5 separate regions of the Mus musculus genome follow, and all the other regions are linked to region 1. A link is a loop called in an ENCODE intact Hi-C map of the cell type or tissue named here. Cell type or tissue: heart. All regions are shown on one strand. Region 1 holds the start of Btbd7 (BTB (POZ) domain containing 7). Region 2 overlaps Btbd7 (BTB (POZ) domain containing 7). Region 3 overlaps Gm20604 (predicted gene 20604). Region 4 overlaps Btbd7 (BTB (POZ) domain containing 7). Region 5 holds the start of Gm20604 (predicted gene 20604).

What was found. Peaks named below come from ENCODE experiments on the same cell type or tissue, not always from the same donor. Only the 100,000 strongest peaks of a DNase experiment are listed, where the experiment ranks them.
Region 2: a loop joins it to region 1, with 2.5 times the contacts of the local background. A loop is called at or near these places in 2 of 42 quality-filtered maps.
Region 3: a loop joins it to region 1, with 2.8 times the contacts of the local background. A loop is called at or near these places in 11 of 42 quality-filtered maps.
Region 4: it touches region 1 in a loop (2.7-fold over the local background); 6 of 42 quality-filtered maps call a loop at or near these places.
Region 5: a loop joins it to region 1, with 8 times the contacts of the local background. A loop is called at or near these places in 13 of 42 quality-filtered maps.

Annotation. Positions count from the first base shown.
Region 1 is chr12:102,876,949-102,881,948 of GRCm38, forward strand. Btbd7 (BTB (POZ) domain containing 7) reads right to left here and starts at 1,494. Exons shown (of 11, transcript NM_001377026.1): 1 at 1,268-1,494. In heart, CTCF peaks have their summits at 497 and 2,069; a DNase peak (open chromatin) is centred at 1,583; H3K4me3 peaks cover 2,424 bases; H3K27ac peaks cover 2,354 bases.
Region 2 is chr12:102,790,318-102,795,317 of GRCm38, forward strand. It overlaps Btbd7 (BTB (POZ) domain containing 7), which reads right to left. Exons shown (of 11, transcript NM_001377026.1): 7 at 4,856-4,999; 8 at 3,429-3,618; 9 at 388-566. Among named protein-coding and RNA genes, the nearest start is that of Ubr7, 35 kb to the left of the region's middle. In heart, a CTCF peak has its summit at 2,291 (motif pointing right); no DNase peak of the experiment used is centred here.
Region 3 is chr12:102,738,043-102,743,042 of GRCm38, forward strand. It overlaps Gm20604 (predicted gene 20604), which reads right to left. Exons shown (of 2, transcript NM_001142939.1): 2 at 1,788-5,000. It overlaps Moap1 (modulator of apoptosis 1), which reads right to left. Exons shown (of 2, transcript NM_001142937.2): 2 at 1,788-5,000. The coding sequence ends at 4,188. Among named protein-coding and RNA genes, the nearest start is that of Moap1, 3.1 kb to the right of the region's middle. In heart, a CTCF peak has its summit at 2,428 (motif pointing right); no DNase peak of the experiment used is centred here; H3K4me3 peaks cover 266 bases; H3K27ac peaks cover 245 bases.
Region 4 is chr12:102,819,647-102,824,646 of GRCm38, forward strand. All of the region lies in intron 3 of Btbd7 (BTB (POZ) domain containing 7), which reads right to left. Among named protein-coding and RNA genes, the nearest start is that of Btbd7, 56 kb to the right of the region's middle. In heart, no CTCF peak of the experiment used is centred here; no DNase peak of the experiment used is centred here.
Region 5 is chr12:102,755,864-102,760,863 of GRCm38, forward strand. It overlaps Gm20604 (predicted gene 20604), which reads right to left and starts at 1,947. Exons shown (of 2, transcript NM_001142939.1): 1 at 1,678-1,947. The coding sequence starts at 1,882. It overlaps Gon7 (GON7 subunit of KEOPS complex), which reads right to left and starts at 1,947. Exons shown (of 2, transcript NM_001142938.1): 1 at 1,678-1,947. The coding sequence starts at 1,882. It overlaps Ubr7 (ubiquitin protein ligase E3 component n-recognin 7 (putative)), which reads left to right and starts at 2,112. Exons shown (of 11, transcript NM_025666.2): 1 at 2,112-2,315. The coding sequence starts at 2,166. In heart, CTCF peaks have their summits at 664 (motif pointing left) and 2,106; a DNase peak (open chromatin) is centred at 1,888; H3K4me3 peaks cover 3,255 bases; H3K27ac peaks cover 2,772 bases.

The sequences.
Region 1 (5,000 bases):
ACAGTAGTGCTGGAGTGGAGTGAAAAGAGCTCTTCCTCACCTGCAGAAGCCGAGATCCTAGTTTAGGTCTCACCCCTCCCCAGCTACATGACCCACAGAATCGCACCTTTCCGCGTCCAATTCCCCCACTTTAGAACACGCCCAATCTCTAAAGGTGTTCCTGACTCCAAAATTCCAAGACCAGTCGAATCACAGCTGCTATGAAGAATGTACGGTTCATATAACTTCAAGTCTTTCTTCCAGACTTACAAAGAAGACAATGTGAGTAATGGGTGAGCCATAGACGCTACGCAGAGACAAAAGATAACGTCTGCTGGAAAAGCTAATTTATCTGCAAAAAACGCTTCTTCCTTGCTCCGTCACTGTAAGAAGCTTGAGCCGAGGGGCCAGTGCCCTGGGCCAGAGAACCGAGACTGCTCTGCAAATTCGGCCTACTCCAGAGTACTTATTATGTGTGCTGGTATGGGAGAGGCGCTGTGGTGGTTCAAAGCGGATACAACACTCCTCGGAGTTTCTCCGAAGACGGCGAGAAAGTTCTCACCCTGGAGTGTGAGCGAGAGCGAGAGTGTGAGTGCGTGGAAGGGAGAAACAGCAGAGCAGGAGGGAAGGTAGGCACGCCTTTCGCCAAGTCCTCCCGGGAGCTAAGCTAGCTTAGCCTCCGCGGCTCCAGCCGAAGCTCCGCTCCGTATTGTCTCCCCCACCTACCTGTCAAAGCTCAACGCCAGTCTCGGTCCTCCCAGAGCACTCACTCCGGGACGCTTTCACTTCGCCCGCGGGGAGTGGTCCTCCCCAGGCCTGCTCCCCCCTCCCCCCCAAGCTCCGGCCCTCCCCAGCGGCCTCACGCCCACCCCGCAGCCCGTAAACAGGAGTCCGCGCCGGGTGTGGGTTCCCGAGCGCAGGGTGCGGCGGGTCCCGCCCCTCGCAGCCCGGCGCTAGGGGCTCGTCCCGGCGGCCACCCGGGCGGGGGTGGGGGAGCCGCGCGCCCTCCGGCCCTGAGCGCCGCGCCTCGGTCACGGCCCGCTCGGCGGCGCGCTGTCCGGCCCGCCCCTCAGGGCGCGGGGACCGGGAGGCCCCCGTCCCGCGCCGCCGCCGGCGCGCTGGGCCCTAGACGGCCGAGCTGGCCAGCGCCTCGGCAACCCCGCGGCGTCCGGGCCTCGGCCGAGGCGCCACCACGCCCAACCACCGCCCCTGCCGGCAGCCGGACGTCCCGGGCCGCGCGGGGCCGGCGAGACGGCTCCTCAAGCCTCGGACACCGAGGGACACTCACCTCGGAGGCTCCTCCCGCCGCGACTGCTGCTGGGACCGCTGCCGTCGCCTCCGCCGCCGCCGCCCCCAGCGCCGTCGTCCGCACTGGCGCCAGCCCCCGCGGCCATTCTCCTCCAGCCGCCGCCGCCGCCCTCCCCTCTCCTGTCAGTGGCTTAGGCTCCGGGACCACTCCAGGTTCCCCCCGTCGCCATTTTGACTCCGACAGGGAGCAGGAGGGGCTCGCCTCGCGCGGCCCTGGCGCGCCTGCGCCGCTCTGCGGAGCCGGACGGCCCCGCCCGCCCCCGCTGTCGGCTCGCCCACGTCACGTGACCCGACGTCGGCGCGCCGGCTTGGGGAGGAGGGGCAGGCTAGGGAGGCGCGTTCCCAGGGGCTCAGGCCAAGAGGCGAGTGCGCGCGCATTCTTCTGGCTCTGCCTGCCCGAGGGAGGTGCGAAGGGGCGCGGGGTACTTGTTGCAGCATCCTGCACAGCTCCGGGAATTGTAGCTTGTTATTCTTTGTATCTAAATGGAATAATCATCGCTATGCAGGGGAAGGCCAGTTCCACTGTTTCGTTTCCTCTGGGCAGCCGCCACCCACCGGGTGTTGGCATAAAATGCTTGCCTCAAAAAGAACTGCGATCCGGAGGAAAATTCCTTCCTGGCCGACTTTGCGTTTCTGTGGCTTCTTTTTTGTTAAGAATTTCTAAAACTATTTTGTCTTCTTGGTACTTTTATATGTAGTACTTTGCTAGTTACCTAGTATTTGAGAAAAAAAAGATACTGAAAAGTTTCAGTAACAAAGAACTAGGCTGATGGAATTCACAGTGCCCCCCATGGGAGAGCCAGATCTCTTCCATAAACAGCCCTTGTTTGTGATTTTGCCATAATTACAGCGAGGCAGTAACAAAAACGGCTTACATTTATGGAGTGCCCTACAGTTTTCAAAACACAGTTAAATACATGGTTTCTGTCTGGATGCCAAAACTGCCCTTTGAGGTAGCTGGGACCCGCGTTATTATCACTGTTTTACAGCTAGGGAAGCGGGCAAGCCAAGCCAAGAATCCAGGCAGTGTCCTTCAGGAATTTGCGTTTTCCGTCTTTCCCTAGTCTTTCCTGTTACATTTCTTTTTTTGATAGTGTTAGATTAATTTTTTATGTGTATGAATGTTTTGCCTGAATGTATGTGCGCCACATGGGTGCCCACAGATCCCCTGAACTAGAGTCACAGATGGTGGTATAGTCACCATGTGGGTGCTGGGAATCGAGCCCAGGCCCTCTGCAAAAGCAACAGGTGCTTTAAATCACTGTTCCATGTTTTGGGCCTCTTTATGGTCATTTTAAAAAGGACTTCTGAATAAAAAGCTCCTGTCCTTAGTTCCTCAATAAATTAACTCGATTTAACCTAATCAATTAAAGATTTAACCAGCCCTTAACACTTATTTACTTTCTCAATGGATTGGGGTATGGGAGGGGAAAAGTATTTGTATTGAGACCCATATGTAGCCTAGGCTAAACTTTGGCTTGCTGAAATTGACCTTGAACTGTTCCTAGTTCCACCTAAAGCACTGGGATTACAAGGGTGTGTATCATCAGGCCCATCAATCCACTTTGCTTGATGACCGACTTCGTTCAGTTGACTGTGTGCAACATTGCTGATATATGGGTCATGATAGTCAAGTTAGAGCTTGTGGAACTTGGTCCAATAAATGTACCCTTTTCCACTTCTCTGGGAGATGGATTTGAAATTTGCTTTTGAGGTTCCATGCCCTTGGCTCTCTATGAATAAAAACTGTGTTTTGCAAGTCTGTTTTTTTTCTTCTTCTTCTTTTTTCCTGGTTGGTGGTATGTTGTATACAGGTTTAGATAAGTTTCAAAGGATAGAAGCAATGAAATTTTGTCATGGGTTTGGCTTCTGTAGGTTTTTTTTTTTTTTTCCTGTTTTGTGGTAAAAAGGGTTCCAGCCCCTTCTTTTTCTTTTCTTTTCTTTTCTTTTCTTTTCTTTTTTCTTTTCTTTTCTTTTTTTCTTTTCTTTTCCTTCCCTTTCTTCTTTCCTTCCTTCCTTCCTTCCTTTCTCTCTCTCTCTCTCTCTCTTCTTTCTTTTTTGTTTAATTGAATATGTGGGGGGTGTGTGTGTGTGTGTGTGTGTGTGTGTGGTTGTGCAGGACAGAGGACAAACTCAGGAGTCAGTCTTACCCTTTCCCTTTGAGGTAAGTCACTTTTTATTTCTGTCCAGCTGGCCTGTGAGCTCTCTGTCTCCCATCTCTCCGAAGTAGCACCGAGATTATAGATGAAGAGACTGTGTGCAGCTTTCCACGGGTTCTGGAGGTCTCATTCAATTGCATGGCAAGCACTATACCCCTATCTTCCTAGTCTCTGTAAAAGAAAATTTGAGCTTTCTTGTTTTAGTGATTTGGTATTCAGTTAAAGGGCATAAATTGTTTCTGTCAACTTCTAATAGAAGAACTGTTATTTCTTTGAATATTTTCCTGACCTTTTAAAAACATTTTAAAGTATATTGTATTTTCCCTATTGAATTATTAACTGCTTTCTTTCAAAAAGGAGTTCCTCTTGGATTTATTAGTTTACCGTTTCCTGGTGCAGCATGCAGGCTGCCCCTATTCTAATTCCTGAAGGTCTGTCAATTATATCAGAAACTGTAACTGTTGTTCAAAAAAGGATTCTGTTTACTCCAGTTCTCCTTCCTGCTTCCAGAGCCGCCTAAAGGTGGCTGCCATCTCCTATGAGATGTTATGGCTGCCCTCCGATCTCTGAGAAAGCCTGAGAGCACCCAAAGGAGGACCCAGAAATTCACCCTGCTCACCGATATGTCAGAGTTAAGGACAACTAACAGAAATGACAGTAATGTCAGGGGTAATGACAACAGGATTCGTGCAGATCCAAGGGACAGACTCTGATGCTCAACATTTGGTTAAGAAACAACAAGAGAACTGGGTACATGCTGCCCACTGGTTTCTGGAAGCTCCTGACTCACAGCATCAAGAAGCTGGACGAAAGCCGGGTGTGGTGGCGCACGCCTTTAATCCCAGCACTTGGGAGGCAGAGGCAGGCAGATTTCTGAGTTTGAGGCCAGTCTGGTCTACAGAGTGAGTTCCAGGACAGCTAGGGCATCTCACCGTGCTGGGATTACTCGCAGTGTTTCCTTCAAGAACTCAAAACCATAGGAAAAGCAGCACAAATGGCCATCGGAGACACCAAACCTGACGCCATGCTGTGCAACAACAGCAGCAATAACAAAAATGGATCAAAAGGGTTTCATGTGCACAGAGATAACCCCCCTAAAGCCGTCACAAAGGGGAGAGGGATTCCCCTAGAGCTGATGAGTGTTGTCAACTGGCTGCACAGATGTGAGCAATAGACAAATGGTGAATGGAAAAATGTTTTGAGGGCAACTGCTCCATCTGGTTGGAGCTGATGGGTCATTCTTCATGCTGACCTCCTAGGCCCCCCTAAACTGTAGTTCTAATCTATAACTGCATGGTCTCTACAGTCAGGCCCCCCACCACTATTTCCCACAACTTCAGCTTTGTCTATATCCATTGAACAACACTCATTAGGGGATCAAGAGATGGTTCCACAGTTAGAGGAGCACTGGCTGCTTTTTCAGAGGACCCAGGCTTGATTCACAGTGTTCACGTTGCAACCCACAACTAGCTGTAACTCCAGTTCCAGAGTATCCGACACTCTCTTCCAGCCCCTGGCAGCATTAGGCATGCATGTGGTGCACAAACATATTCA
Region 2 (5,000 bases), 87 kb before region 1:
AGGCCTGGCTGGCATTTTCTACCCCCCACCCCCACCCCTCTGATCTCTCCTGAGATAGAAGTCTGCAGTAGCTGCCTGTTAGATGCTCGATACACCTCATACACACAGCTGCTTTACATAATGTCCTGTCTTCACTTCACATGCGAAAAGAGATGTTCAGCGAGGGTAAGTGACTTTATCCACGTAATAGATTACAAACAGCAGGGCCAACTCTGTGCTCAGGCTGCTCTACCAAGTTGTCTCTCATCAGGAGAAATCTGCAGGCTATTAAAGACACCAGCAGCAGCAAAAGAACAAGCAGGAAGAAAGAGCAGCAGCTGAGGGCTCCTCAGGTGACCTGACTAATGTTCCAAGGCTCCCTTTCCCCACCTCAGTATTGTGTCCTACCTGTAGGAGCTCTGCAGCGGCGTCTGCAAGACCAAACTCTCTGAGCACTCGGATCTGGATTTCATAGCTGACGGTGGCACCTTCCCCACAGTTCAGTGCATAGGCTCTCTGCACCTGCTCTGTGTGCCGCAGTTCCTGCAGGCGCCTCACCATATCCTTCATAATGAGGAGACGAGGAACTAGAAGGAGAAAGGCAGGACAATTCCTGAGCTACGTAAGACTACTCAGCAAGCACAAGGAAAACATATGCTATAGCAGAATCTTCTCACACAGTTTTTAAAGATGGTATTTTAATTCCCTGGAAATATTCTATTTATATGTCTCCAATTATTTTCCAAGGTTTTAAAATTTCTCTGGGCACCAAAAGCTCTTGATTATATACTAAACAGCTCCTAAATTTAACATTTTCAGCCACAGCACAAATAAAAGAACCAAAACAACAAAAACAAACCCCCCAGCCACTTTACTTGCACCTACTCTCTTCAGAAGGTGGAAGGCATTCCATATCTTCCGAATACACTCACCATAAGGGCTGGGATGCGACTCAGTGAGGCAGTGCCTGCCTAGTTTAACTTCACACCGCAAACAAAATAGTAAGGAACTGTCTTGAGTCCTCAAACACCAGGGGTTATACTTGGGCAATTAGGGTTAAAAAACAAAAGGCATGAACCCTGTTCTCAAAAACTTCTCACTTTAGTCACTGTAAACTCAGTAAGCAAACCGAGGGCAGGAAGCAGTGCCAGGCTGGACTGAGGACAGGGGAAGGGTCCTTAAGATGAGTTTTAACAAAGGAGGGTTCTAGAAAGGAAGCAGGCAAAGGAAGCAGGGGAGGCTTTCTGAGCACAAGACAGGTGCATATAACATATGCAAGTGAGAGGTACCATGACACAAACAGTTGGCTTGACAGTAGAATCCAGTGCTCAATGGTACAAACTACAAGTGTATCGACAGATGACAGATAAACAATTAAATATATTCTGTGTATACCAGGTAGTTGTGTTTATTGGGGATAATAGGACCAGAGCTGTGACTCCCTGACAATCACTCTGAAACTACCTAACACAAATGTGCTGGCTAGTTTTTTGTTAACTTGATACAAGGGAGCTTCAGTTGAGCCAATCCCTCTGTAGGTTTGGGTTGTGGGTCAGCCTGTAGAGCATCTTCTTAATTAGTGATGTATGTGGGAGGGCCCAGCCCACTGTGGGTGGAGCCAACCCAGGATGGGAAGTCCTGTGTTCTATAAGAAAGCATACTGAGCAAGCCATGAGGAGCAAGCCAGTTAAGTTCCTGCTCCATCTGAGTTTCTGTCCTGATTTCTTTCCATGATGGACTACAATGTGGAAATGTAAGCCAAATAAACCCTTTCTTTCCCTACATCCTTTTGGTTATGATGTTTTATGACAGTAAAAGTAACCCTAACCAAGAGAACAGAAGAAAGTAAATGTCCTAGAAGTTCCCTGAGTGTAGTTTTATTGGAACACAGTCATACCATTCAATATGGGTACTGACATACATGGCTCTCTGAGTACTGAGTAGTTACTAGTGAGGTTATATGGCCACAACGCAGAAACTAGAATAAGAGACGAAAGGCCTAAGAAATGCTTAGTAGCCTGAGCTAAGGAGACAGAAGACGAAGCATATAGATTCCTGGCACAATTGCTAGCATGGAGCCTACAGTCTCCTGAGTGCTTACTCTGAACCAGGCAGACTTCTTAGAATAGAGTCGTGGCACTTCATTAAAGCTGCGCAATGAGTCTAGAAAGGAGGCATTATCTGCATTCCACAATGAGGACACTAATATTCAGTCCAAAGTCATATACATAAACGGCAGTTAGACAGTCTTTTCCTTTTTTTTTTTAAATTTATTTATTATACGCAAGTACACTGTAGCTGTTTTCAGACACTCCAGAAGAGGGCACCAGATCTCATTGTGGATGGTTGTGATTTGAACTCAGGACCTCAGGAAGAGCAGTCAGTGCTCTTAACCGCTGAGCCATCTCTCCAGCCCTAGACAGTCTTTTCCAATAAGCTGCATAGACTTTTCTTAGCATGTTGGGGAAGATCAGAAAAAGAACCTTAGTAGGGCCACGTCTCATCACCTAAATGACAGACATGTTAAATTTTCCTGATCATACTGTGAATGTTTTTTGGAACTTTGAGGTTAAATTCTAAGATGAAGTTATGCTATATGCATCTGCAGTAACTCTGGCTTAAAAGAAAACACTATAGGCTGAGCACAACAGCATAGCCTTTAATCCTAATACTTGGAAGATAGACACAGGTGGAGTACAGGGCCAGCCTGGTTTACACAGTGAGACCCTATCTCACTTAAAAGAGAGAGAGAGAGTAGGTGAGGGAGGAGAACAGGAGAAAGAAAACCAAACGTGACTATATCAAACCTTCAAATTGTACAGTAGTCTAAATAAAAGAACCTCTCTCCTCACACTGTTACCCAATGTACATATAAGTACACACAGAATAGCCAAATATGAAACAACTTATGGAAGACAACAGTTCAAAATAAAGCTGAGACTGTGATGAAAAGCTGTCACCATGGGATTCATCTTTGCATAGCTGTGTAAGCAGAAACGAATGGTACTACTGAATGCCATAGTCTGTTAGACTTATTCTGAAGCCTGCAATGGCAAGTGGGGAGGGCTGGCCTGAGTTTCTGACCACTAGTCATTGCTGTCTTTGGACATGACAGTTATACTAGGAGCTAACAGGGCTTGCATTTGGGAGAGGAGGGCACAGCAGCCACCTCCTGAAGGCTTTTGTTTTTGAGACGGGTTCATTATGTAGCTCAGGATCTTCTTGCCTTTCTCTTAGATTCTGGGAGGACAGGCATATGCCATCATGCCTGCCACAAAAAGGTTGTTATATGACAGAAAAAAATCTGATTCCTCTAAACCAGTCATTCTTAACAGGAATGACTCTGCCCCACAGTGCATATCTGGCAATGGAATGATGCACAAAGGGCACTGAAACGTGGAGAGAATCAACCGGAAACTGTGAAAACAAAAGAACCAGTACTGCCTTACCTGGGATCTCATTGGCTACAACTGATGGAGGGCTCGACTGGTTACTGCTGATCTGCTGGTGGCTGATCATGTGGCAGCACTGGGGCATGGCATTGCTGACCATGTAGAGTGTGTCTGGGACATTGGACATGCGCACCATTCGCAGTCGCACCAGGTCTGTCTGTTCCACCATCATCTCATCCAGCACTGACTGCAGCATTGGAGGGAAACTGGTCAGCCTTCATTAGATCACACTTGCGCGTGCGCGCGCGCGCGCACACACACACACACACGGACAGACATACACACACACACTCACACACACACATATATATGTAAAACATATAAAATCATTGCTATTTAACGTAACAGATCTATAAATAAGCCCAATTTTGTTAAATAAATTCCAGTGCATGTCTCTCACTACCCTGCAGAATGGCCCAAATACCGCAATACATGAACCCTGTCCACACTTATTGTGGGGAGGAGCGCATCTCAGGCTCTGAAGCACAAGAAAGAATGAACATCTATCACAAAGGCCAGACCTGACGACTGGGCCACTCTACTGTCTTAGATCTTCTTACAACGTCCACCACTCATCTTTCCCTGGACCCCTGTGAAGGTTGAAGGAGAATAACTGACTTCACAGCGTTGTCTTCTGCTCTCCACTCACATGTGCTCACATGGACATCATGCATATGTGGCTGAATGGCTCAGTGGTTAAGGGCATTGATTGTGTTGGCTGTGACAGGTGTAGAGTGGTACATGCCTTTAGTCCCAGAACTTTGGAGGCAGAGGTAATCAGATCTCTGTGAGTTTGAAGCCAGCCAGGGCTATAAAGTGAGACCCGCTCTAACAACAACCACCACCACCACCACCACCACCACCATCACTACCACCAAAACAAAATAGAATCTTGTTGGTGATTTAAATGATAATTAGTTTCTCAAACTTCACATTAACATCTAATAAAGCAGTATTTTGTTCTCACATTATCTTTTCTTCTTGGAGAGTTTTCTATATTATAGTACACACAGGGTCTGCTATTTACTAACAAGATTGAAACTTTGTTTAAATGCTTACCCTAAAACTAAACAGAGCTCAAAAGTCAGCTATTCTAGAAGGTTAATCCAAGAGATCACAGTTTACTAAAGAGTCTCTTAGTTTAAGAGGACGATAAGCAAAGCAGCCTGTAGTCACCCCGCACTCTGCAGACTGTAAGGCACAGCTGTGTCGTGCAGCTGTAACAATCTGCAAGGCCAGGAGGTAAAATGCATCTTAAGTTTTAACAACATCCTTGATAATTAAACATTGCAGAAAACGAGTGACCATCTAGATTTTACTTTCATTTTCCCTATTACTACACGTCTGGGTCACTTGCAAATACTAAATCTCTGTGCGTATGGTTGGTAATAAAGTCATCTGCTACCTTCCAATGTTTCCATTACCTTTGCTTCCTCCACATAGGGAGAAAACAGCCGAGGACGAACATATATGCCAGCGTTCTTCTGCCGCAGCCAGGCGTTTGATTTCCCGCCCTCTGCTGTAGGAAGCATGTCTGATGGCGGCGTGCTGATCAAGCCTCTTTTCATC
Region 3 (5,000 bases), 140 kb before region 1:
GGTTGCTGGGATTTGAACTCTGGACCTTCGGAAGAGCAGCCATCTCACCAGCCCCCGAGAGTTTCTTTCTTAAACAAAAAGAAATTCCCCTTCAAGTCCTAGTATGTCAATGTGACATTTTAGTGCCATTGTTTCAACATGGCTGTTTAAAGGGCGCATATGTGCTTTTATTATTTTCAATTTATAAACCAATAAAAAAATCCTTTTAGTTTCCTCAATTACATAGTATTCACCAGATGCATGCAGAAGACCATAAGAAAAGCTGACTGTGGGCTGGAGAGGTGGCTCAGCAGGTAAGAGGATTTGCTGCAGCAGGTAGAGGACCCTTCTGAGCACGTTCATGGCTGCAAATAATCTTGTGTAACTCCAGTTCCAGAGTTACATGATTTTCTTATGGCTTTTGTGCATGGAAGCAAACATTTATATTATCTAGAATTGATTTTTAATTTTTTTTTTATTTTTTGGTTTTTTGAGACAGGGTTTCTCTGTGTAGCCCTGGCTGTCTTGGAACTCACTCTGTAGACCAGGCTGGCCTCGAACTCAGAAATCCGCCTGCCTCTGCCTCCCGAGTGCTGGGATTAAAGGCATGCGCCACCACTGCCCGGTGGCACTGAATCTTCTTGAACCTTAAGCTTCCTGTCTGTAGAATGGACACTGTTTTTTTGTTTTTGTATTTTTTTTGACAGGCTCCTGTGAGAAGTTAACAAGCTAACCTAGAACAGCTTAAGAACAAGGGACTCTGGGGGCCAAGGAAATGATGGCTCAACAGTGAAGGGCATTTACTGTTCTTGCACAGGTTCTGGGTTCGGTTTCTAGCATTCATATGATGACTCACACCGGTCTGACTCCTGCCTCAGGGGAATCCACCACTCTCTGTTCTGGCTTCCACAGGCACTGCATGAATATGATGCGCACACATACCCACCTAATATTAAAAACAAATCAATCTTTATGACGATCAAGGACTGGCAATGGACAGGCTCGATGTAAATCCTGGCCTGTCACTTTGATAAAGGAGACCGTGGGAACACTCATCAGGAATTAAACATTATTAGAGCTTGGCTAAAATCACTGCTAATAAGTTGTTCTTCTTTCAAAACTGTAAGCACTCCTGCTGACGGGGCAATTTGACTTCTCAATCACCAGCTGCTGGACTTACCCACTGTTGGCTGCTTTGAGCAAGCGGGCTGTCAAAAGCCAGCCAGCTATCTGTATGACATCACTGTTTGGAACACTGTGTGAACACCTTGAAACGACACAACTGCAGCTCCCCAAGGCACAGCCTCTGCCAGGCCTAAGTCAGCTTCTACTAGATGTTTGCTAGCACAACGTCAGTGAATCCTAGATGACCTTGCAACCATTTTCAAGGAAGGAGAGTTTGTCTGATAGCTTAGCAGTGACTGCGATGCTAGTGTTCAGACAAGGCTGTGATTGGTGCAAACACAATTCTTCATTTACATATAAGTTTTTCTCAAAGTGGCACAAACACCCTTCCTTAGCCTTCATAGGCTGTTGAGCTCACTTTGTCAGCTAGGAGATAACCTCTTTTTTTTTTTAAATTTATTTATTTATTGTATTTACTATATGTAAGTACACTGTAGCTGTCTTCAGACACTCCAGAAGAGGCATCCAATTTCGTTAAGGATGGTTGTGAGCCACCATATGGTTGCTGGGATTTGAACTCAGGACCTTTGGAAGAGCAGTCACACTCTTAACCCCTGAGCCATCTCACCAGCCCCAGGAGATAACCTCTTGTGCTGCCTCCCCAATAAAAGATTCTCTCCAGTAGTGTTTCCTTGCCATTTTTTAAAAAGATTTATTTTATTTATGAGTACACTGTAACTGTTTTCAGTCACACCAGAAGGCAGCATCAGATCCCATTACAGATGGTTGTGAGCCACCATGTGGTTGCTGGGATTTGAACTCAGGACCTCTGGAAGAGCAGTCGGTGCTCTTACCCGAGGAGCCACCTCTCCAGCCCTCCTTTCCTATTTCTAGCTTACTTCTTAGTTGTGAGGCTAAGATGGCAATATAAAGCCAGGAGAGTGGCAGCAACAGCAGACAGTGGAGTGGCAGGCAGAGCTGGAAAATGGCTGTGTGGCTGGCTGTTGTGACAACCGAAGAGGCAGAGATAAAGGAGAGAAGGCTGTAAAGAGCTGGAAATGAAAACCAGCAGGCCCTTGTCACTGGAGGTTTCAGAGAGCTTCTGTGATTTTTACAAGTCTCAGACACCCCGAGACCTGTACGATTTAACACTGGCAAGGCGAAGGAATAATAACTTCCCAAGTCTATACAACAGCTATAATACTTGTAATGAGGTCTACCCAATAACTTAGTATTTTAGAGCAAAGGGTGGGGTTACTAGAGGCTTCCACAAGATCTATAATGCTTAATTAAGGGTCTAGCATCCTAGGCCCCTAGAGCTATAACACTAGGTGGCACTCTTCTCCACCTGTCTGTTGCCACCACTGCCAAATGTTATGGGATATATATATATATATATGCGTCAAAGACCAGCACCTAAAGATCTCTGAGCCTATGATCTACCCAGAATAAAAAGACCTGGAGCCAGGGGCTAGCCACATTACTACCTGTAAAACCACAGACAAGTTATTTTTCTGTGCCTCATCTTATTCATAAAATGGGAGGTGGGAAGAGACAGCTTCTTCTTCAGCTAGTACTTAGTCGCTGGCCAAGGATACATCCAATGTCAGCCATTAATACTGAGTCTGAATAAACCTTCAAAGCAGGGATTATCCTGTCGAGTTTACCCCCTCAGCTTAGGGTCTCACATACAGAAGAGGCGTGGCATTTATTAATGCTTGTGTGTCTATACAAAATGTAAAGTTTCTCACCGAGGCAGCAAATGAGTGACCTGCAGGACAGTGCATAATGTATCTTAAGCCACTATACAAACATGAGCAGAATCACAGCTCTCAAGAGTCCACATGCCATTCTGCAGTGGAGAACATAAGGAAACTTTCCATGTATTCCTAACTCAGAGTAATCTATCACACTCCCAAGACTACATGTACACACGGTGACAGTCTGGCCTTGATTCTTTGTGTAGTTCCCTCCCTTAGTAGAGAGAACAGCAGCTTTGCAAGAACCAGAACAGCTCTCATTACTGCCTGCTTCGTCTTGGGCATACATCCATTTCCCAGGTGATCTTAGTTTCCCTGTATGTAGTTTTCTCTTTGGAGGTAGGGCCTCCCTCTGTAGTTCTGGCTGGCCTTGAGAGGCCAGTCTTCCTGACTTTGGCTTTACTTGTTAAGCACTGGGGTTATAGGTGTGTAGCACCAGGGTTGGAAAAACACAAACCTTCATCTTCCCTTTCTCCCTCAAAATTCAATATTGATGGGCCTACTACTCGCCACAATCTGTTTATAGTCTGGTTCCTGTCAAACAAGCAAGTTCCTATCCCCTAGGTGCCAAGAGTTCAAAGAACTAAGTCTGTAATTTCAGTGGCTTTCAGATTCACACTATAAAAACTTTTGTTCAGCCTAGTGTAGTTGTGCAGGCCTTTAATTCCAGCACTCAGGAGGCACATTTCTGAGTTTGAGACTACCCTGGGTCTATAGAGTGGGTTCCAGCACAGCTAAAGCTGCACAGAGAAACTGTCTTAAAAACAAAGCCAAAAAATTATTTTCCTTCAAATGTAGTATTACAATGTATACAAAGATCAAATATTTTATTATCATTTCTTTATTACTCCAAGAAAATGATATTTAGAAGCAGACGTTTTGGCAACATATCAGATAGTCACAAACCTAAAACTAGTTGTAGAACTGACCACAGCATTCAGTTGTGCTTTTTGATTGCACAGAATCGATAACTGATTTTAATAAAAGAAACTAAATATCTTAACCAGCCTTGGCTCAGGGTCTTCAGCATAAATGTGGGCAACACCTGAAAACTATTGATAACTGATAGCACCATCACATATGACTATTAAACATGCATATAAACTTTTGACTTGCTGGGACACTGTACTAGCAGAATGGTCTTTTGATTTAAATAATTATCAGTGTAGAATGACATCATTTTTATCAGTAAAACATTGGGGAGACATTCAGTAAACAACACGACAAAGGGCGAGTTACTTTGGCAGCATAAAGAGTGGATGGGCTGATCTCTGCAATGAGCTCTTCCATCTTGTTCTGCTCATGACAGCCTTGGGTCTTGGGTCAAGTGCAATAGCCTTCTAATTCGGCCTGAAGGAGGACCTCTTCTTCTTCGGCCTCCTTATCTTTTATCAGTGTCAGCAACTGCAGTAAGCCTGGGGCTGGGCTACCCTCCGGCAGCCCAAGCTCTCTTCGAACTGATTTGTGGACTGCCCCAGCAATGACTTGGTCTAGACGGGCCTGATTCACAACTTCTTTCTCAATTGCTCCTTTCTGAACCAGTTTCTGCAATAAAGGCTCCAACCTTAGAACATAGGCAGACAGCTTTTCATCAGTCTTCTGATAAGTAGTAAGGTATTTGACCTGCAATGCTCTAGGATTATCAATAATCCCAAATATTGTCTCAAGCGTCTTCAGGCATTCTGCAACTGTAATGAAGGGGTTGTTTATCTTGAGGACTCGAATAATTTCAAATGCTGGACCTCTAAGGCTCTCTATCAACCGCCTTCTTTTCTCTACATCTGACACCTGCCATGTTTTCATTACTTGGGAAGTATGAAACATCCAAGATTCAAATTCTTCCTCACCTGGTCCTGGAGGATCCCTGCCTGAGAACACACTCAGCTTTTTGTACCTCAGATACTGCAGGGTAGGCTTAAGGGCCTCATTTAATGCCTGTGCTAACATGGGTGCTCGAATTTCAGGGATCATTATGCCCGGGTCTAGGCCGAGAGGGTCATTCCGATTCCCAAGAACTCTGGTTAATTCACCCATCGTCATGCCCTCCCCCTTTAAAAACTCATTTAATCTGCACAAAAAGTCACTATCAGTATCAGGAGGCTTAAAGATCACTCTCCAGACACCTCCTTTTGCAGG
Region 4 (5,000 bases), 57 kb before region 1:
TCTGAATCAAGGTGGAAGTGAACAGAGTGGGAAAATCAGTTTCTGTTTTGTAATGCAGTTATGCAATGCAAGAGTCACCCACACACACTGGCAGGTGTGCCTATTAGTGTGTTAGATCAGGAAAGGGCTATGCAGAACCCAAAGGATTCACTATGGCATCTTCTGGTGCTTTGTTGTCTGCTGATAACAAAAACCTAGTAATGGTATCAAAGAGAAAAGAGCTCAGAAACATCTGGAATTAAGGTGTGGGTTACCCTACCTGGAAGCTTCCTTAGACTGGCTGAAGTATTGGCAAAGAGGAAAACAACTCTCAAAGAGGTGAGGGAAGAGGCTACACTGATTTTCAGTGTTTCAACTAGAGTACAAACGAACTACTTCCCTCAGTCTCCAACCCAGTATTGTCCCAAGTTAGTCACTCAAAGTAGGAACATGTAGCTTGGAAGCAGAGAGAAATAGCTGTCAATGTTCTCTAAAAGTCACCACAGCAAGGTACAGGAAAAGTGGATGCAAACATGCCATGAGTACTGGCTTGCGCTTGCTTCCTCTCTGCTTTAAGATCAGCTCTTACCCCTTGCAACTCTGCTGGCCACCACTAAATGAATGGCAGCAGTTCCTTCCTCCCAGCTGCACTTCAGCAGCTGGCTGAGCTTGGCTCCTTGGACCCACAGCCCATCCAGCCCATTAACCATCCCTTTCAGCACTTTGCTTCCTCAGCTTCCCTCACAATGATGTAACGCTTAGTTCTGATAATAAAAGGGAATCAGAATTCCCAAGCAGTTTTGGAAACTGGACCCTGGCTACTTCTATCATCATCCCCAAACCAAATCTTTTGTAAAGGCCACGTCACCAGGCCAGCTATGATGAATTGAGTTTAATCAACCACACAAACTGATATGCATCACAAAACTGAATTTTAGGAACCCTGTACCTATCTCACATCTGCTCTGCCTATTATAGTGAGCCAGTTTCAAAAGTCTACCAGACCTTGCTCCAGCCATACCTTTGAACATTTTGCTTTCTGCTATAGAAATAATATCATCCTGAAGTAGCTACTTCCCGGAATCTCCTAGATAACATAGGCAAACTGCAAATACTTTCCCAACAGGAATAATGGAGGATTAATACCCCCTTTTCTTCCCTGTCAACAATTCTGAATGGTATACCATCCCCACTCTTCCTGAGAGGGTTCCAGCAGTATCAAGTTGGCCACACCATCACCTCAGAACATGTAATTATATTGTTTCTCTCATTCCACTTAACCTTTCCTAACCATATTCCTATTCTCTGCAAGAACTTCCCAGAATAAACAATCTTCGAGCAAGTCTTTGTCTAAGGACCAAGTTTATGGAGAGAACTTAGATTAAGATACCACAGACACAAAAACTGAAAAGGCCGGTGAGATGAGACCAGTGACATCTGCCTGACTATCTGAGTTCAATTCCCAGAAGCCATTCAAAAGTGGAGAGAATCATTTCACAGGAAGACTACCATTGAGTTCAAGTGCAAAGCAAGCCTGGGCCGCCATGTAACATCCTGTCTCATAACACTGTTTAGACTGCTTTATTTGCTTTGAATAGTTTTAATTATCAAAGTGTGATTTTGAGTTTGGTGGCTGTATTAAAATTCCTCTGGGAGAGAGGTCAAACTAAATGTTTAATGATTTCCGGTTATTGGACCAAGAACATTTTTGGAGAAAGGCTCTGCATTTGTTTTGATAGGAAAGGAGAAAAGGCTCTGGACCCCACAGGGGACACCCTCCCCCCGCCGGAAGAACTAGAAAAATTCAAGAGAATCATACAGGATAGGTAAAGATTCTTCGTGCCATCCTTCACATGGCATGAATGAAGACATTATAATTGGTTATTAAAATTAACTCAAAAAATACAGCTGTCTCTCACATGCTCAAACAAGGAGCAGAATTTCATCCTTAACTAATCTGTACACCCTGCACAATCCATACCATCTTGATGGTACTAAAATTTTGGCTGTGAGATTTATGTACTACAGAACGTACAGCTTTGGTGAAATTCATCCTCAGAGATGCTGAAGTGACATGCTTGGAGCCCTGCTTCCGGTTGCTGCCCAGAACAGCTTTAGGGATTGCCTCGGATTCCAGGTCATGTTACCTTACCCAACCTTTCAGACGGATCCAGTGAGAACTTAAAGCATACAGAGACTGGATAACAGATGCTAAAGCTAGCTTTCTTAAGTCTAACCAAATTTTCTTTTTTTTTTTTTTTTTTTTTTAAAGATTTATTTATTTATTATATGTAAGTACACTGTAGTTGTCTGCAGACACGCCAGAAGAGGGAGTCAGATCTTGTTACAGATGGTTGTGAGCCACCATGTGGTTGCTGGGATTTGAACTCCGGACCTTCGGAAGAGCAGTCGGGTGCTCTTACCCACTGAGCCATCTCACCAGCCCCCTAACCAAATTTTCTAATTTTCCTATCCCTCCCCACCCTTTAAAGAGCTTTCATCACCTCTATTCAGCAGGGAGAAGTTGTGAAGAGTTGTCAGTCCAATTCCCTGGGTTTGGGAGTCCGGTAATGGTTACTTTCCAAATTATCCTTGAACAAAGCATTGTACTGCTGTAATCTTAATTGATAGAAATCTTTACAATTGATACAAAGTTAAAGTTATAATTTCTTACATTGGTACAGAATTAATTTTGATACAGATTTAAGGTTTTCATTGGTATGAATTTCTTATTTTGATTAAAAATTTGAGATTGTTATTCTTAGATAGGCATTGTGCCTATGCAACTCATTTAAGAATACGGGGCTTAGACCCAGTCCTTTTAATAACTGCTATTACAAACTGTTTTTAGATGATTAAGTAACACAAGTTAAGAGCCAGATTGAAAACTCATGGTTATGTTAGGTTCTGATTTAATTATAAGAAGGTGTTTTTGATATTATTCAATTAGAAATAACTAAGAGTAGTCAAGGTTTAACAGTCCGGAGATATACATGTATGTATCTTCATATATATATATATATATAACATCAGAAATCCACAGACTGTGATATTTATATGATTTAATCATTTGACATGAGACATGTCTGCTCCTGACAGCACCCCCTTCTTAGTTCAAAGAAGAAATTGAGCATCTTCACCTCCAGGTGAGGTTACTTATCATGGCGGTGTGCCCACTGGGCAGAAACTGCCTGTTTTCATCTGCAGACAAAATACTGTCCAGGAAAAGGACACATTATGCAGAATAGTCAAATGTTAGCTCTGCCAAGACAGGGTAAATAGCTCTTCATAATCCTGTTTTGCAAAGGTCTGTCAGATGATCCTGGGCTAGAAGGCTGAAGACTGCTGCTCCAACATTTTGAGGAATTAGGGGGCTGTCCAGGTAGTCAGCTGTCTCTACAACTGTTTAAGTTTGAGAAGCTATGTTTGGTGCTTCCTATATACCCAGGTAACGCTTAAATCATTCTCAGACTTCTGATGTGGTTGAAGACTAGTTATTGTCTCATATTCAAACTCAAATTGTTTAACACTGAGAGAGAGGTTATAGAGTGGAAGACATGGTTTTCAGGCGACATTACTGGCTAAAATCCAAACATAATCTAGGGATAGAATCATAATTCTTTAAGTTAGGAATAATGGTAGAGTACTTTATCTAACTGACAAATATGATGTACTAGATGTCATTTGTATATTATACAGTGTAATTTACATGATTGTTATGATTTTGTTCAATTTTTGTCTGGGAGAAGAGGTTTTTTTAAATTTTTATTTAACAGAAAGGGTGAGGTGTAGGGTTGGTTGGTTCTGATGCTAAGGTTCTGTTCCCCAATTGGTTTTTAATCTGTCAGTAAAGCCATGGGTCAATTACTGGGTGGAAGGGACAGGTGGGACTTCCAGGTCTCTGGAGGCAAGAGACAGATGCAAGGGAGGAGAGGAGAGTTTGCCAGGCTTCTGATGGAGAAAAGTTGACCCGCTATGTGAGATCTCAAAACTGAGTGGCCACACAGGCTGCTCCTACAGGTGGGTGGTCTGGGGTGTTTAGCAGGGACTAGATGTACTAAAGTTTAGGGCAGGAGGGAAGTTCGGAGCTAAGAGTATTGATAAGGGCACACTAGCATCGGGGGGTTTAATGATGCCCAGCAATTGTGCCAAGAAGGCAAGTTGAAATTGAACAACTTTGTGTCTGTCTTTTATCTGTGGATTCAAGAGAAACTGGGTGGGGCTGGTAGTGCAGCCCATTCTGGAGCTTAGGTGGGATAGCAAAAGCTACATACAACATGACACCAATTAACAATTAAAATTTTGTTCATCACTTGGTCAAGTGAATGGATCATTTGGCTGTAAGCCAAACTCTATACCAGATATGCCATCGACACTATAGCTCTTAATTTCAAGAGCCTAGGAATTTTCTAGAAGAATAGATACAGAAGTGAATCTAAGCCTATGCACTTCTCACATTCTGAGAAGTCCAACTGTTTTTTTTTGTTTGTTTGTTTTTTAAATTTTTTACTAAATCTGTGGCCGAGAAGTTGTCTCTATTTCTGTTCCCTTTACAGAAATCTCTGACTAGCTCTTATGAAGATTCCTTTTTCACCCTTCACAGCCCTTACTAACCTTGTGCCTGGTTTTGTGTTAGAATATATCAGTACATCAGGAACACTTACAAGAAAGTTTGACGTAAGAATAGCCATTGTTTATCTCATGTTTATCATGTTTATCATACATTACTCAATGTAGGAAGCACTAGGTGTATAATATCAGAGCTTGAGAGCAGTCTCACCAACAGGATGGCATTATCCTCACTTTTTAGATCAGCAAGCAAAATTTTACACATATAGCTAATGGCAATTAGAGATAGGTCTTAAACTATGCACATAAACAAACTATGCACATAAAAGCAAATCTTTTTTAAAAAGTAGTTCCTTGGATGTACAAGGAACAGGATTCAAATCCTGGCCTTAATATTTCACCTGTAACATTTTCTGCTTTCAGTTTATATATGACAATAGGATTGCCACTAG
Region 5 (5,000 bases), 120 kb before region 1:
CTTTATATCACACTTATTCTATCAGCTCTGCTCCTTTGAAGAACCGTGAATAATACATCTAGCTAATACTTTTTATTGTTTCTTTAAAAAAATTATTTATTATATGTAAGTACACTGTAGTTGTCTTCAGACACACCAGAAGAGGGCGTCAGATCTCATTATGGATGGTTGTGAGCCACCATGTGGTTGCTGGGATTTGAACTTGGGACCTTTGGAAGAGCAGTCAGTGCTCTTAACTGCTGAGCCATCTCACCAGCCCCTTATTGTTCCTTTTAATGACAGCCAATAACTATATTATAAAGAATACGGAAGTTTAATCTCCTCTGCAGAAGAATTGACTCCTTAGCTCAGAACAATGAAACATCTATCTTGGTGTTCAATTCAAGATTAGAAATAAATGTAACAACAGTGGAGTGTGGTGGCATATTTCTTTAATTCCAGCACTGCTGAGGCAGAGTCTGGCAGGTCTCTGCAAATCCAAAGCGAGGCTGGTTTAACCGTTACATGGTGACAATGTCTACAAAATAATTTTATTCCTATTAACAGAGCTAGGGCTGGAGAGATGGCTCCGTGGTTAAGAGCACCACCTACTTTTCCCCTGCATGTACGAGGCACCCTCTTGACTATCTGTAACTCTGGTTCCAGGGGATTTGATGCCCTCTTCTGGCCTCCGAAGGCACTGCACATAAGAGGTGTACAGACAAGCATGCAGGTAAACATCCATCTTTAAAAGCAAACAAACCCCAAGCCACCAAAATTAACAGTTAATTTCTACAACAGGAGAGGGGGTGAGAGAAAGTAAGAGGACGGGAAGGGCTGTAGTGCTTTCGGACATTATATAGCCCTTAAACTCTGGCAGCACAAGATGGCAACGTAAACATTCCATCAAGGAAGGGGGGGGCTCATGAGGCGCCACCCCTCTCAGAGGAGCGGTTGGCGGTTAATGGGGGGCGGGGGAGTCATTGTTTTTCTTCAGTGGTCTAGTCACTGCTGTGTTGCCCTAGTTCCAGTAAATATCATACAAATATCCTTAAATAAATCCAGTGACAAAAAAAGGCCGGAAAGAAAGGCGAGGAGCCCTGTCGAGAAGGGTTCAGCGGGGGATAGAGACCATGACCTGAATGCATTAATACATGAATGAAACGATCAATTAATTTAAGAATACCAAAAAGCTAAACTAAAAAGAACTCTTTTACTTTCGAAACAATAGCTACAAAACTGAGAGGGTTAAGATTCCCTAAAACAAAGTGGGCCTCGGTCATTCGAAGCTCTCCTCATTCTGTCAAACACGTTTTCTCGTTTCTAATTTCACTCCTTTCCGTTTTTCAACAACCAGGTCTACCTTCCCGCCCTTTCGGGTCTTCGTGCCAGCTAGCAATGGTTACAGACCGCCACTTTCTCTGCCTATCTTAATCCTTTGCGTTCTTTGCAAGGGAGTCAAGCTGACTTCGTCCGTTGACCAGTCCCTAGTCCAACGCTCGCCACGGTTTTTTTTTTTTTTTTTGGTGGGAAAAGTCGCAAAAACGGGGGGCGGTGGGATATCAGACAAAGAGGGCAGCGAGTTCTAAGGATTTTTAGAAGCGATTGCTCCTCTTCTCCGGGGCTCGCCTTCTCTAGCCTGCCCTTCACACTGCCCGGTCCCGCCAGTGTCCCCCGGCGCCCCGCCCCCGCGCTCACCATCCAAAGCGTCGTCCGGATCTTCCGCCAAGCCTTGCGCGTCCTGCTCCACTAGGGTCCCGAAGAACTCCGCTACCAACTCCTTCATCCGGACCACGCCCGCCGACAGGCTCTGGAGAGGGTCCGCGTCTCCCGACGCCTCACAGGACACTCGTAGCCGCTGCGGCTCCCCGTCACAACCGACGTACTCGCCCGAAAGCTCCATGGCGACCACTCAGCTTCAACAGCGCGCCTCGGAGAAACGCCACCCGGAAGCGGAAGCCAGCCTGCGGCCGGGGCGGGCGGGAGAGGCGAGGAGGAGGAGGAATGACTTCCGATTTCCCGAAATTGGCCCGCCCATTTTCTTCCGTGTCCTTCCTTAGGATTGGCTGTCTGGTGCTCGGGCTCCGCCTCCTCACGGGGCCCCGCCTTCTCGCGACGCCCCTGGCGGCGGCCACTTTTCCCGCCTCCTCCTGGGCCCACGCAGCGGAGCCCGGTGACAGTTGAGGATGGCCGGAGCCGAGAGCCCCACCGAGTGCCAGGCGGAGCTGGAGCCCGTGGTGTCGCTGGTGGACGTGCTCGAGGAAGACGAGGAGTTGGAGAATGAGGCGTGCGCCGTCCTGGGCGGCAGCGACTCGGAGAAGTGCTCCTACTCGCAGGTGCGCGCGGCCCGGCTGCTCCCGCCGTCCTGTCTGTTTCCCGCTGGCCGCGGCCGGGCCCACTCACGGCGGCCCTTTACTCTGTGCTTCTACAGCCCCGGCCCGGCTGCCATTTCATCCTCAGCTTGTCGCCACCAGGGCTGTCCCTCGGTTCCGCTGATGGTACACTGCAGGCTCCGGTCCTCCAGTTGTCGCCTCTTGGTGGCCTGCTTTTCACGAGGTTGTTCTCGTGATCTCTCAAACCCAGATATTCTTCGCTCCACTTCTCCCACCGCCCAAGAATCTTAATTAGGGACCAGATGGGGAAAAGTAAAGGGAAAGTGGGCCGGCTTTGAAAATCTTCCGGTGAGGTTCGGCTTCCGGACACTCCTGTAGTCTAGTTTAACTGCTAGCTGCCCCCACCTCACCCCCTTTCTGGTTAAATGAAGTTTCGTGTGTATGTGCTATGTGACATCCCCTCTCTCTGGGGACTGGAAAGCCAAGAGGAGAAAAGGATCTGTTTGGCATTTGTGGGACCTTTTGAACGAGAGAGTTTGAGGGGCTGAGATGTAGTGTTTAGTGACGCATACTGTACATTTAAGTACTAACGTGGAAAAGGGTGGGTAGGAAGGAAACTTAACAACAAGGATGAGAATTGGTGGAAGGAAACAGGCTAACTATGCCCATGGGTGGAGTGGGAGACTGGGGTAGGAGTGAAGGGACTTGGAGTTATGGTGTGGCGTGGACTGAAGTCATAATACTAGTTGTCTTCGTTGACCAAGTTGGGTTTGCACTGTAAAATTGTTGAATAAATCTTGTATCCCAGAAGTAGTCACAGCATGGTCGCTGGTATTTAAATTTGGAGGATCATTGTTAGGTTTCAAACCCTGGACTCTGCTGTTGTGCCTATTTAACATATCAAAGCCGATGGTGGCCTCCTGGTTCTCCCTGCCCTTCTGTCCCTTCCGGGACTCTCCTGGCAGACATACCCAATCCACTTTCCCAGACTTCTCCAGCCCAGGAGCCGGGCTACCCTTCCCCCAGCTTCCCTTCCCTAAATAATGCAGCCGTTTTGTTTATGCAGCTCTCTTGGGTCTCCTGGCTGTAGCACCTGGCTCCCCATCCCTATCCCCTACCCTTCCTTGCTCTTCTCCCAGGGCCCAGTTCAGAATCTTTAGCCTCTGGACTCTCCTAAAAGTCCTTGCCTCCGAGCTCTTCCTTTTATAGTAAACTTTTTCCTTCAACCTCCCAAGGAACAGGCATGTCCTTTCCTTTTTATTTCTCTTTTTCATTGTGACCATTAAACCACACACCCACCCCTTCATTGGAAGAAAGAAAGAAAGATCCTAAGTCTGTATGTAAGCTCTTTATTAATATACTTATTTTTATACAATACTAACTAAAATTGGGGGTAGGATCTTATGTCCCTCAGATCTGCCTTGAATTTTTGACTATCTTCACTTCCCAAGTGCTGCTGGTATTACAAGTGTGTACCACCATGCTTGGCTTAAAGTCTTGTTTCTGGTGAATTTTGTTTTTGTTTTTTGAGACAGTCAGATTGAGTGGTTCTAATTGGTCTGAAACTCACTATGTAGGCCAGGCTAACCTTGAACTCACAAGGATCCACCTCCCTCCCAAGTGCTAGGATTAAAGGCCTGGTCCTAAGTTTTTGTTTTTAAATAGTCATATCTCTATATAAGTATATCAATAATAATAATTATTTTCTTTTAGTTTTTTTGAGACGGAGTTTCTCTATGTAGCACTGGCTGTCCTGGAACTTAGAAATATGCCTCCCTCTGCCTCTCAAATGCTGGGATTAAAAGTGTGTACCACCACTACCACCTGGCAGTCTTTTGTTTTGTTAGATTTTCAAGTATTTGTGTGGCTATGTGCATGTGCGCACAGATGCTCTTGAGGGCAGAAGAATCTGATCCCCCTGGAACTGGAGTTGCAGGGGGTTGTGCGCTGCCAACACGGTACTAGGGACTCAATGCTAGTTCTCTGAGAGAGCAGTATGTGCGTTTAAGCTCTGGGCCATCTCTCTCTAACTCCAGGTTGATTTTAACAAGCTTGCTTACTGATGTGTGTGGGCACATGTACCACATAGCATATGCAGACAGGCATCAGGGAACAGCCTTATGGAAGCGGTTGTCCTCACCACCTCTGTATAGGTTCTGGAGGTGGACCGAAGGTTTCCGGGCTTACAGAGCCAGTGACTTTACCCACGGAGCTATCTCGCTGGCCCGGCAAATTCTTTAGTAAACTAGGAGCAGATTGAAATAGAATAGAAGTGTGTGTGGTAGTTCACTGGCAGGCTCAGTAAAGCATTTGCTGCACCAGTATGGACCTGTGCTCTGTCCCCTCTACCACGGCCCTGTGTGCTGAGAATCCCCTTACCAACACTTCTAAGTTTTGCTATTTTTCCTTCAACATTTTAAAACATTTGTCTCTGTTGAACACACTTGCCCTTTTTTATACTTCATTACTTGACAGTAAGTAGTGGGCATAATTATACTTCTAGATGCTTCCCCATACATCTCTCCCCAAATTAAAATGATTAATTTTTCTGTATGGTTGAATTATAAGAATTTCTAAAATAAGAAATGTGAGGGCTGGAGAGATGGCTCAGTGGTTAAGAGCATTGGCTGCTCTTCCAGAGGTCCTGAGTTCAATTCCCAGCAACCACATGATGGCTCTCAACCATCT